Linked DNA regions of Homo sapiens: region 1 is linked to region 2. Evidence: chromatin contacts called from ENCODE Hi-C or POLR2A ChIA-PET data. All regions are on one chromosome and are shown on one strand. The core of a region is the stretch at or near the end of the contact, and the rest is flanking DNA. Distances in the headings are between cores, read along the strand shown. Region 1 holds the start of EHMT1 (euchromatic histone lysine methyltransferase 1). Region 2 overlaps EHMT1 (euchromatic histone lysine methyltransferase 1).

What was found. A loop is a pair of places that touch in the nucleus more often than their neighbours do. ChIA-PET counts read pairs that join two places held with the same protein, here RNA polymerase II (POLR2A). Pooled maps may share reads with other maps.
Region 1: a map of heart right ventricle shows a loop between it and region 2 (4-fold over the local background). The contact joins the promoter of EHMT1 here to the enhancer-like site in region 2. A Hi-C loop is called at or near these places in 10 of 168 maps with a recorded cell type or tissue (CD4-positive, alpha-beta T cell, HepG2, K562 and 7 more), 3 of 37 single-sample maps with no recorded cell type and 11 of 50 pooled maps. POLR2A ChIA-PET finds 5 or more read pairs at or near these places in 16 of 52 experiments (A549, A673, AG04450 and 11 more).

Annotation. Positions count from the first base shown.
Region 1 is chr9:137,614,339-137,620,448 of GRCh38, forward strand. EHMT1 (euchromatic histone lysine methyltransferase 1) reads left to right here and starts at 4,667. Exons shown (of 27, transcript NM_024757.5): 1 at 4,667-4,711. The coding sequence starts at 4,691. It overlaps ARRDC1-AS1 (ARRDC1 antisense RNA 1), which reads right to left and starts at 4,557. Exons shown (of 3, transcript NR_122035.1): 1 at 4,193-4,557; 2 at 3,596-3,853; 3 at 994-1,861. ARRDC1 (arrestin domain containing 1) reads left to right here. Exons shown (of 8, transcript NM_152285.4): 6 at 1-137; 7 at 221-662; 8 at 736-1,022. The coding sequence ends at 800. RefSeq lists enhancers at 4,360-4,409, 5,075-5,793 and a silencer at 4,450-4,749.
Region 2 is chr9:137,668,863-137,674,493 of GRCh38, forward strand. The region is part of intron 1 of EHMT1 (euchromatic histone lysine methyltransferase 1); the gene reads left to right. Among named protein-coding and RNA genes, the nearest start is that of EHMT1, 53 kb to the left of the region's middle. RefSeq lists an enhancer at 4,575-4,684. Within about 2 kb of position 4,334, at least 6 of the 41 ENCODE cell types and tissues checked have a DNase peak (open chromatin) inside an H3K27ac peak, as active enhancers do; they include OCI-LY7 and heart right ventricle, where a contact is called at or near this core.

The DNA of each region.
Region 1 (6,110 bases), core at 3,417-5,916, 54 kb before region 2:
GGACCATTGCGGAGGTGGAGGGTGCGGGCGTCAAGGCCTGGCGGCGGGCGCAGTGGCACGAGCAGATCCTGGTGCCTGCCTTGCCCCAGTCGGCCCTGCCGGGCTGCAGCCTCATCCACATCGACTACTACTTACAGGTTTGGTGCTGCTGGGGGCTGGGTGGTCTGAGGCCTAGTGGCCTTGGCCCTGGCCCCTCATGCCCCACCTCAATCCTGTCCAGGTCTCTCTGAAGGCGCCGGAAGCTACTGTGACCCTCCCGGTCTTCATTGGCAATATTGCTGTGAACCATGCCCCAGTGAGCCCCCGGCCAGGCCTGGGGCTGCCTCCTGGGGCCCCACCCCTGGTGGTGCCTTCCGCACCACCCCAGGAGGAGGCTGAGGCTGAGGCTGCGGCTGGCGGCCCCCACTTCTTGGACCCCGTCTTCCTCTCCACCAAGAGCCATTCGCAGCGGCAGCCCCTGCTGGCCACCTTGAGTTCTGTGCCTGGTGCGCCGGAGCCCTGCCCTCAGGATGGCAGCCCTGCCTCACACCCGCTGCACCCTCCCTTGTGCATTTCAACAGGTGCCACTGTCCCCTACTTTGCAGAGGGCTCCGGGGGGCCAGTGCCCACTACCAGCACCTTGATTCTTCCTCCAGAGTACAGTTCTTGGGGCTACCCCTATGGTGAGTCGACAGCCAGGGCTTGGCAGGGAGGGGACGCCAAGAGCCCCACGCAGACCCTGCTTTCTTCCCGCAGAGGCCCCACCGTCTTATGAGCAGAGCTGCGGCGGCGTGGAACCCAGCCTGACCCCTGAGAGCTGACCCCGTGCTGCCTTCTCCAGGCAGGCCTGGCCTCTGCCCTGGGACTGGGGCGCCCAGGGCCTCGTGCCTTCTCTCTTGGCCTAGCCTGGCCCACTCAGGACCTGCCCAGCCTCTGCCAGCTCCTCTGGCATCCGCCCTCTTCTCCCTGGGGCTGGGGTGGGGGTGGCAGGGAGCTGGGACCTGGAGAGACAACTCCTGTAAATAAAACACTTTATTTGTAGAGCTGGGCCTCACCGGCCTCGCCTTGGGCACCCTCCAGCCTCTGGCAGGGCCTGACCCTGACCCCATCCTGGGCTCTGCTCATGCCAGGGCAGACCCTGCTCCTCAGGTGCCCCCTACTACCCTGGGGGCGCGCTCAGGCTACCATGCCTGGGCGGAGCCGCGGGGCTGGCTCCCTTTAACAGAGGACGGGGGCTGGCGCTGGGCCTTCCAGAGCCGCCTAAGGACACGTCCTTGGAGCCCGGCTCATGAAATGGGGCCTCACGCAACCTTGGTGTTTGGTTAAATTTGTGCCTTGGCTCCTGTTGCGTTTAGGCACCCAGGTTCCCAAGCGGTGTGGTGTGGACCTCCCCTGCTGAGAAACCCGCTGGCGCGTGGAGGGGCTTGCCCAGGTCCCTCCGACAGGAGACCCTGCTCCCTGGGCCTTGGCCCCTGCTAGCACCACTGCCAGGCCTGGCTCTGAGGGACGCTGCTTCTCCCCTGCCCACGTCTCCAAGGCCTGAAAGGCAGGGTTCTGTGGAACAGCATTTCTCAAAGGGGCATCCTGCAGACGTTCCAGCCCCAGGGGAGGCCCCGTGATGCTGGCTGGCCTGCCTGGAGGGTGCTTCCAGAAACAACGGAGATGGTGGTGAAGAAGGCTCTGGGTTCAAATTCCAGTTCTCCTTTAGGGCGAAGGGGTGACTGTGGCTAGGTTTGTCAGTTACCTTATCTATAAAATGCACAGGACCAGGCCGGGCACGGTGGCTCCCTCCTGTAATCCCAGTACTTTGGGAGGCTGAGGCAGGTGGATTGCTTGAGGTCAGGAGTTCCAGATCAGCCTGGGCAACATAGTGAAACTCCATCTGTACAAAAAAAAAAAAAAAAAAAAAATAGCTGGGCATCATGGCACATGCTTGTAATCCCAATTACTCAGGAGGCTGAGGCAGGAGAATCGCTTGAACCCAGGTGGCAGAGGTTACAGTGATCTGAGATTGTGCCACTGTACTCCGGCCTGGGTGACAGAGCAAGACTGCCTCAAAAAATAAAAAAACAAAACCCCACAAAAAACTCGTGGGACTGTAGGGTACAGCCCCCCACCCTCATAGCATGACAGTTTATTTCTTGAACAGTCCAGAGGGGGCAGATCCTGGCCTTGTGGCAGAGTTGTCATTCCTACATAGTGGTTCCCATCCCTGGCTCCCAGATGGCTGTTGACAGCTTTCACCACTGCCCAGCCTAATGGTGGGACTTTTGAGGGACAGACTGGGAAATGGATTGTCACTTTTTGTCTCTGACCTGTCCCCTTCCTGTTGGAAATGTGGTCTTTAGCCAGGCAGTCCTGTACTTGGCTAAAATTTTACTAATTGTGGGACAGGCAGCATGAATATTGGAGAACAGCAGAAAGTGTACCACAGGTGGGGTCATCTGTGAAGCGCCTCCTGGAAGCAGTGCAGTATATGGTTGAAAGGAAGGCCTCCTGGGCTGAATCCCATCACTGCCTCTCACCACTCCCTTGCTTCAGTTCAGTCACTTATAAAATGTGGGTAAGAACAGTGCCTGCCTCTCAGGACTGACCTGAAGTCTGCAGTGTTAGCATGTCACGTGCTGAGAGCAGCATCTTGACATAAGTGCTGAGGGGCACACAAGGGTAGCAGCTGATGGAAAAATGGAGTGAAAAAGCTGCCTGCAGCTGCTTCCCACACCTTCACTTAGGGTGGATGTTTGCTTGGTGAAGGATTTTTCTTCACATTCTAACTCCCTTTATTCAGTCAACAATTTTTTTGTTGTTGTTGTTGAGACAGAGTCTTGCTCTGTTGCCCAGGCTGGAGTGCAGTGGCACAATCTCAGCTCATTGCAAGCTCTGCCTCCCGGGTTCATGCCATTCTCCTGCCTCAGCCTCCCGAGTAGCTGGGACTACAGGCGCCCAGCACCACTCCCGGCTATTTTTTGTATTTTTAGTAGAGATGGGGTTTCACCATGTTAGCCAGGCTGGTCTCCATCTCCTGACCTCATGATCTGCCCACCTCGGCCTCCCAAAGTGCTGGGATTACAGGCGTGAGCCACCGCACCCGGCCCAGTCAACAAATATTTTGTCTCCTGTACACCAGGTATTGTTCTAGGCACCATGGACTTACATTCTAGTAGGGAGACAATATTCCAAATCAGGATGTGGGAGAGTCACATGACACACACTGTGATGGAGCCAAGTAAGTCAACGAAGACAGGTATGGGGGGGCAGTATCATTTTAACTAGGGAGGAGAGGGAAGGCTTCCCTTAAGAGGTGATATTTCAACTCAAGGATGGTAAAGAGGGAAGCCACAAAGACACTCGAAATAAAGGTTTCAGGGAAGGGACAGACAGCAGGGGTGGCGGAGAGGTGGGTGCGGGGCAGGAGGGCCATGAAGGCGCTCGTGTCTCCTGCGAGGGCTCAGGGTGCTCGGCCTGTCATAAATGGACTTAGGCTTTGACAGAGCAGTTTAGCTGCCCTAAAGAAACCTGGGAAGGTTCCCTTGGCACTTGGGATTGTCCGTTTCCTTTTCTGTCTATGTGCGCTGTCTATGCTGGACTTGAGATAATTCTCCGGAGTCCGACTCACCAGGAGACTCGGGTGTCACCCAGATTGACCTTCAAGGCTCATTTCTTGTCAGTCCAGTACCCGTCCCCTCGGTTCACACGACCATCCAGAAACCTCAAATTCAGTCCATGCTTCTTGTTTTGGGTCTCGGGGCTGGGATAAGGCGGGCTGACCACCGCGGGGCATGTAGGTAGTTTCCGTGGTGCTGGGGGCGCTCTCCAGGGAAGGCTACTTGGTCTGCAGAAAAGGCCTTGACTTGTGCATACCTGGGCAGCGGGCCTATGAGTGGCAGCGAGAGCGGGGTAACCAGAGAGGGCACACCCCCCAACCGGAGCGCCCCCCAGGTTGGCATCTCCACAACTGTAGAACCTCCCCCATCAGGGCAACCCTCCCGATTGGGACACCGCCCCCAGCCAGACACATCCTCCTAGCAGAACACCCATGCTTAGCCGGAGCCGCTCCCCCGCCAGACACCTCCCCACCGGGAAACCCTCCCCAGTGGGACACCCCAGCCAGTCCAGGTATTCCCGCCGTTAGGGACACCCCCTCCAGCCGGAGCATACCCTCGGCAGGGGCATTCCTCCCAACCGAGGGAACCCCGCCGCAACGGGAACCTGCCTGAACCAGAGCACCCTCCCGCGCCGGGGACACCCCACAGGCGGCTCCCGCGCCAGGCCGCGGCCCAGGGAGTCAGCCTTCCGCGCAAGCCGGCGAAATCAAAGTGCGTCCGGGGTTAGAGGTCAGAGGTCGGAGCCGCGGGTCTTTCTCCTTCTTCGGCCAGCCCACCAAAACGTCAATTTAGAATGAGACATGTGTTGAAAATGGGACGGCTACTCCCCATCCACTACTACGACTCTGGCGGGCGGGTTCTCCAGCTCCAGGTCTCCTACCCCGCGGGCGCGCGTTCCGGTTCCGGCCGCCGCAGGCCCGGCGCCTGGGGCGCCGCACGCCTGGTTCCAGTGCGCAGGCGCCGCACCGGTCGAGCTCCAACGCGCAGGCGCGGGCGCAGGCGCAGGCGCAGACGTAGGCGATCGGCCCCGCCCCGACTCTGGGCCGCGAGGCGCGGGCGGGGCGATGGCGCGCGGGAGGGGCGGGGCCACGCTGCGGGCCCGGGCCATGGCCGCCGCCGATGCCGAGGTGAGCAGCGGGGCCGGCGGGGGGCGGCGCGGGGGCGGCGGGCAGCGGCGGAGGCGGCGCGGGGGCGAAGAACCGGGCGGGGCGGCGGCAGGCGGCCGGCGGGCGGGCGGGGCCCCGGGTCCCCCCGCCGCCGCCGCCGCCGCTGCCGCCGCCTCAGGCCGAGGCCGGGCCGAGGCCGCCGGGCGTCCGGCCCGCGCTCCCGCCGGGCGCGCTTTGTGCGCGGCGCGGGCCGGGCGGCGGCTGGGGGAGCGGGCGGGGGCGCAGGTGAGGGAGGCGACCGCGTACCTGTGCCCGCGCCCCCCACGGACCCCGTGCCGCCGCCGCCGCCCGCAAGCCGGATCTGCGGGGAGGGCCTCGGCCAGGGTGCCGGGGAGGTGCGGAGGACAAAAGGAAAAGTAGCGGGGCCGGCCAACTTTGGAGCGCCGGCCGAGGCGAGGCTGTCCCTCCTCTCGGAGCTCTTCCTTCGCTTCGTTGACCTTTCACTTTGTTCTGAGTAGGATGGCACCATCTTTAACGAAAAGTTGGCCAGTCCCGGCGTGTTTCTCCCCAGACAATGCTGCTCCAGCCCTGCTGGCTGTCAGAAGCAGGAAAGCACGCTCGGTGGGAAGCTTGCGGACTCAAGTTTATTTCCAAACCAGCAGCTTTAAAGGGCTCTCGATGTAAAAAGTTCACATTCTTTTGTTAATGGTCTCGGCCTTCCCCGTGCTCATTCTCAAGGATAGTTTGTTTCCTTGCTTAGGAAAGGAAGCAGCGTAGAGATTAAAGTCTTGCGAGTGGACCACTGGCGTCCCTCTGAAGGAAAAGCAAGCAGGAGGTGGTGTGTCCGTGGAGATGCAGAAATAGTGTGGTCCTAGGGCTGAGATAAGGGACCGGTTTGGAGAAAACTGTCAGCGTAGAAGTATTTCTTTGAAATTAACTGTCTAGTAACAGTTGAGACTTCTAAAGCTTAGAAAGTTAAGGTGTAGTAAGAAGCCGTACAGTATCCTGGTGCATAGACTTAACACTGTATTTTAACTCAGGTAATGTATGGCCTTTTTGTTTATTTTTTTCCTGCATTTTTGGGGGGTGTTGAAATAAGTAAACTGGGAAGGTGCAGGGGAATTCTTAAATTCAATGCAAGGAGTTTTTGCTGAGTATCTGCAGCATTCAAGGAATTAATATTAGTCACTGAGAACAAAAAGCGAAATTAGAAAATTTCAAGTCACTTCTAGGCTTGTAGGGGAGAAGACGTGTAGTGATGAATTCTATCATTTATGAAGTACCCACTGGATCCCACACACTGTGCAAGACCTTTAGATCAGGCGCCTCCCTCGGTTTTCTTCACCCTGTGCAGCAGGTGCTGTTATTTCCTTTTTTAAATTATTATTTATTATTATTATTTTTTGAGACAGGATCTCCC
Region 2 (5,631 bases), core at 3,084-5,583:
TTTTAAGTACTGGAGTAAATGCCAAGTTGTTTTCTTTTTTTGGAGACGGAGTCTCGCTCTGTCCCCCAGGCTGGAGTGCAGTGGCGCAATCTCAGCTCACTGCAAGCTCCGCCTCCCAGGTTCTCGCCATTCTTGTGCCTCAGCCTCCAGATTAGCTGGGACCACGTGCGTGCGCCACTGACCCCCGCTAATTTTTCTATTTTTAGTACAGACGGGGTTTCACCATGTTGGGCAAGATCGTCTTGAACTCCTGATCTCAGGTGATCCGCCTGCCTAGGCCTCTCAAAGTGCTGAGATTACAGGCGTGAGCCACTGTTCCCGGCCTAGAAGTAGGTTCTTGATGTATCCTTCATGTCTCGTCTTCCCTCTCGCACCCTGCACCCTTCTCGCCCAGTGCTTACTGCTTGCTGGGTGCTGGTCTCCTGCTTAAAGAGCAGACTGAGGACCCCTGGAAAGACGCCCCCACAGCACGTGGACCCCACACCACCCAAGACGCTCCCACAGCACGTGCACTGGACTCCACCCAAGACGCCCCCCACAGCACGTGCACTCCACGACTGCACCCAAGACGCCGCCCACAGCACGTGCACTCACCTCCACCCAAGACGCCCCCCACAGCACGTGCACTGGACTCCTCCCAAGACGCCCCGCACAGCACGTGCACTCGACTCCTCCCAAGACGCCCCGCACAGCACGTGCACTCACCGACTCCACCCACTGTCTACCCAGGGCGCAGCCGCTCCAGCAGCTCTTCCCTGGCCCCTCCCCCACCTTCACTTTTTGCTCTCTTCGGAGCATTCATTGCCTTTAGTACACAGACTTGTGTCCCTATGTAAAAAAAAGCTTTGCTTTTGTTTTTTCTCTTTTTTTAAAAAAAAATTAATCTCCTTATGTTGTCCAGGCTGTTCTTGAACTCTTGGCCTTAAGTGATCCTCCCATCTGGGCCTCTCAAAGCGCTGATATTACAGGTGTGAGCCATGATGCCTGGGCCAAAAAGATTTTTTTGGAGACGGAGTCTTGCTCTGTCGCCCAGGGTGGAGTGCAATGGCGTAATCTCGGCTCTCTGCAACCTCTGCCGCCCGGGTTCAAGCAATTGTTCTGCCTCAGCCTCCCCACACAGCCTCAGCTGGGTTTACAGGTGTGTGCCATCACGCCCAGCTAATGTTTTTGTATTTTTAGTAGAGATGAGGTTTCACCTTGTTGGCCAGGCTGGTGTCTAACTCTTGGCCTCAAGTGATCCGCCTGCCTCAGCCTCCCAAAGTGCTGGGATTACAGGCGTGAGCCACCGCGCCTGGGCTGAAAAAAGCTTTTCTTGATCCTGCTTCCCACCAGCTTCACGTCAGTTCTTTGCCCTTCTTTGCGCCAAACTCCTCCAAAGATTTGTGTTTTTTTCATGGTGTGTGCATCCTCCCTCATTCTCCCTTAGATCCTTAGTCAGACCTTGCACCTCCACCCCCAGGGCAACAAAACCATCCTGGTTAAGGTTTCTGTCGGTAGCCTTCCTCCCTTGGCTAGTCCCCTCTCCTGCCCTGACCCGGTAGTGTCCTCACTTAGTCCTTGGGCCTTGCTATCCTGCCCCCTCCCCCCGGTGCTGGGTGCAGCTCAGCCTCTGGACTCTGGTGTCCTGTGCCCACGTGCGAGCTCCGTTTCCTGCTCCCTTCATGGCTTCCCATCTGCCTCCCTCCTCTTTGCCCTTCTTGCAGGTGCTTCTGCCTTCTGACTTCCTCAGTCTCCCATCTGCGCCTCTCTCTTCTGACTGGTTTCCCTGGCCACCTGTCCTTCTGGGGGCAGGTCTGCAGCATATCAGCCCAGGGAACCAGTTAGTCCTCACTGAGGCCCTGCCCCTCCTGGCTCCAGTTCCTACGGGCCTGTCTGCGCGTCTTCCTCGTGTAGCCTCCCTGGGGTCTAGCGGGGCTTAGCGCTCTCCTGGGGGCTGTGTCCAGGGGAAGGAGAAGCCAGAGCTGCCTTTCCATTCTCTGTCCGCTCGCCTTTGCCGCCGTCTTCCTTCTGGGAGGGCTTTCTCGGAGTGCAGGCTACCTTTTCTCTTTCTTGCTGCCCTACCTCCTGTGGCCACACCCTCTGGCCTGTGGGTCTTGGCTTGGCTTTGTCATCGTCCACTGTTGTGTGACTCTTGTTCCAGGGTAAGCCGCTGTGCACGTGGTTGAATGTAACAGAGGGCTGTCCCGGGCCGTGAGCTGTGTCAGAACTCTGAACCCTTCCAGGGCCACCGTGTGCTTGACTTACAGATTAGTGAGGGTGTCTTGCCTATAGTTAACTGTTTTCCCGTATAATTATTCTGTTAACCCTTTTATAGCTAATAAGTGAGCGGAAATTCTTAATTTTTTTTCATTCAGTGTAAGAAAAAAGCAGAAGGAAATATACAAAAAGTTAACTTGGTTATTTCTGAATTGTGGGATTGCCAGTGATTTTGTATGTTTTGGAATATAATAAAGTTTTTTTACAGAGAGCATGTATTAGCTTTACAGTAAGAAAAAATTAATGGAAACCCTCATTTATATGTAACAATTCATATGATTAACGCTTATCACTTAAGAAAACATATAGTAAAAACCTGAAGGGAAGATGACCCTGAAGTTAGATAATGCCCTGTCAAAACAAAGCGACCCAAAGACCCGAAGAGTTGGATCCTTTTCTTTCTTTTTTTTTTTTTTTTTTTTTCGAGACAGAGTTTCGCTCTGTCTTCCAGGCTGGGGTGCAGTTGTGTGACCTTGGCTCATTGCAACCTCTGCCTCTCGGGCTCAAGCTATTCTCCCACCACAGCCTCTCAGGTAGCTTGGACTACAGGCGTGTGCCACCATGCCCAGCTAATTTTTTGGGTATGTTTTGTAGAGATGGGGTTTTGCCGTGTTGCCCAGGCTGAGCTTGAATCCCTGAGCTCAAGCTTTCCACCAGCCTTGGCCTTCCAAAGTGCTGGGATCACAGGCATCAGCCACTGTGCCTGGGCCTGAATCCTATACTTGGAATCCTGATGAAATAAGGACCCCAACCCTGCAGTGCTGTGGTCCAGGCCTTGCCCCGACATGTGGCTGTGGAGAGGCCGTGGCCCCTTAGTCCTTGTGTTCGTGCTGCGCCCCTTCTCCCTGCACTCAGTGAAGCTCCCCCAGCACTTCCTGTCCAGCAGACATGACAGTGCAGAGACCCCAGGATTCTTCCAGGGCTCCGGCTACATACAGATGTGAAGCATTATTTACCTTTCGCTCTCATTCTGTGCTGAGTGTCAGGCACGAGATGTGTGATAGTGCCATAGAGGGCGTGCAGCAGGCGGTGTGAGCATCTGGCTCTGCTGACTGGAAAAGATAGGTGCACAAATGTAAAACCGTATCACTTTTGTTTCTTTTTTTAAAAGAATACTTCATTTTCATAAAGTGTTTTATGTTAACGCGTAGTAGGTTTATTGTTATTTGTACAGGAGGTTTTGACAAATGGTAAAACTAACTTGATGCCATTTTCATAAAGTATTTTATGTTAACATGTAGTAGGTTTATTGTTATTTGTACAGGAGGTTTTGACATAGTAACACTAACTCGGTGGCATTTTCATAAAGTAAATTTTATGTTAGCACGTAGTAGGTTTATTTTATTTGTACAGGAGGTTTTGACATGGTAACACTAACTTGGTGCCATTCTGGCAACTCGTGGACAAAATCCCTTTGGGGTACTCAGTGTGTTTAGAGTGTGACGTGGTCTTGAGAATGAAAAGTTTGGGAATTGTTGTTTTACCGTAAACCAAAGCGCCTGGCGCAGTACTGCAGTGAACTAACCAACCAACCAACCAGTTTCTGCCTCTCGTAGAGCTGACATTCTGATTGGGGATAAGTTTCACATTTTTGTGTCATATCCTTCAAAATAGTCAACTCCTTAGGTTTAATGTCTTTTTATCAACATGGAGATTTTGAATGAAATTCAGCCATGAGTGTGTGTTTGTTTTCCCATGCTATCTCAATCGTATTACAGAGCAGTGTTGTGGAAACATTTAAAAAACAATCTCTGACATGAGTAGGAATGTGGTCTTCTACCAGGAACTTTACCGATTGCAGAGAATTTATTAATATTACTACTATACCTTGTGGTTTTCTGCATGCAGGTTTAAGCCTGCATTTACACTTCTAACCACAAGGTGGTGCTTTTGTTCTAGGTCCGAAGGCTGACACCGGGCTGGATGGAGCTTGAGAACCAGTTTTATATGGGTTGCTTTTTTGCCAATTTAAGATGATTCTGCTTTGAAGTGCTTAGCAAAGAACCTTACCTTCCTTTTGCATCAGGGTTGTCTCATCTTAGAGTGACATCCTAGAGTGTGTAGGAACCTCCCAGCAGGTGTTTATTGAGCACCCCTTACTTGTGTGCTAGTCTGGGTGCCTGGTGGTGCTCAGAGCTGGCCTGGACCAAGTCCCCAGGGGTTTGTGGTCCCTCACCATTCTCGACTGCTGCTTTTATATTTGTTGTATTTCTGATAGGACCGTTGCTCACGTTGCTCTTCTGATCTGAAAAAAGAAATAGGCTTCTCATTTTTTCATGGTGTGTAAGTTCTGTACAGCCTTATTTTTATGTCTCATGTTGTTCTGAAGAGGAGATGGGTGTCCTGGGAGGCAGGGCAGCTGTGTCCAGCTGCAGTGTCCCTGGTGGCTGAGCTGAAGGCAGTGTGAAGCTCCGGCCTCGAGGATGTGCCAGGGAGTGTGTGGAGGTCATGTCTGTGTCCCTCCCTCAGACCCGCACTCCCAGCCTGTGCTTTACACCAGACAACTCCTGGCGAAACTGCGCTGCTGCCCTGCCTGGCACTGGCCCTGCCCTCAGGGAGGCTCTGGCCGGGGCTGCCAGTGTTCATCAGTGTCTTCAAAACTTGTTTCTCACATTAGAAAAATGTTAAGGCCCGTCATTTCATGGTGGTAATTGTGTGAGAGTATGTATGAATTGAAAAGATGGAAAATGACACAATTACTATGAATATAGTAAGATTAAAAAACAGCATCTGTATGTGTCAACATATTACTTAGCCTCCCGGAGCCAATACTAGCAGGACCTGAGAGTCTGTGGGTCCCTCCTAGGGCTGTACTGTTCTCTGGAGCCTGGGGGCTGAGGCCTTGATTGGGGGCAGGACAATCTGTTGTCTTGGAATAGAGCCCAGGAGGCCCAGACAAGGTGCTGACCAGCTAAAGCTGCTTTTTTCACACACTGTTTGAAATACGGTTAGTGGAGAGAGGCAGTGGGGCGATCCAGGGTGGGCAGGGAGACGTTCTAAAACACCAAGGCATTCCTCACAGGGTCTGGAGCGCAGTGAGCTTAGAAAACCAGCACCGTAACACATGCTGCCCTTTACGAGGCAGTGGTGGGGCGAGGGGGGCTGCACGTGTGACCCGCCTGCACCAGGGCCTCCTGAAGGCCAACCTCTCCATCGAGCCCTGTTCTGAGACCAAATTCCAGGTGCCGAAAGACATTAAACAGGATTGTGCTCTTCACTGGCATCTATCAAAGAGCACCAACATGATATAAATTAAAACCCACAGTAAAATCTCTCAGAATTCCGTCCCCTTTTCTGGCTCTCCCACACTCTGCAGGCTGACGGAGAATCTCACTGTTGGCCAGTGTCCCCAGATGCCCTGACTCTCGGCTCCAG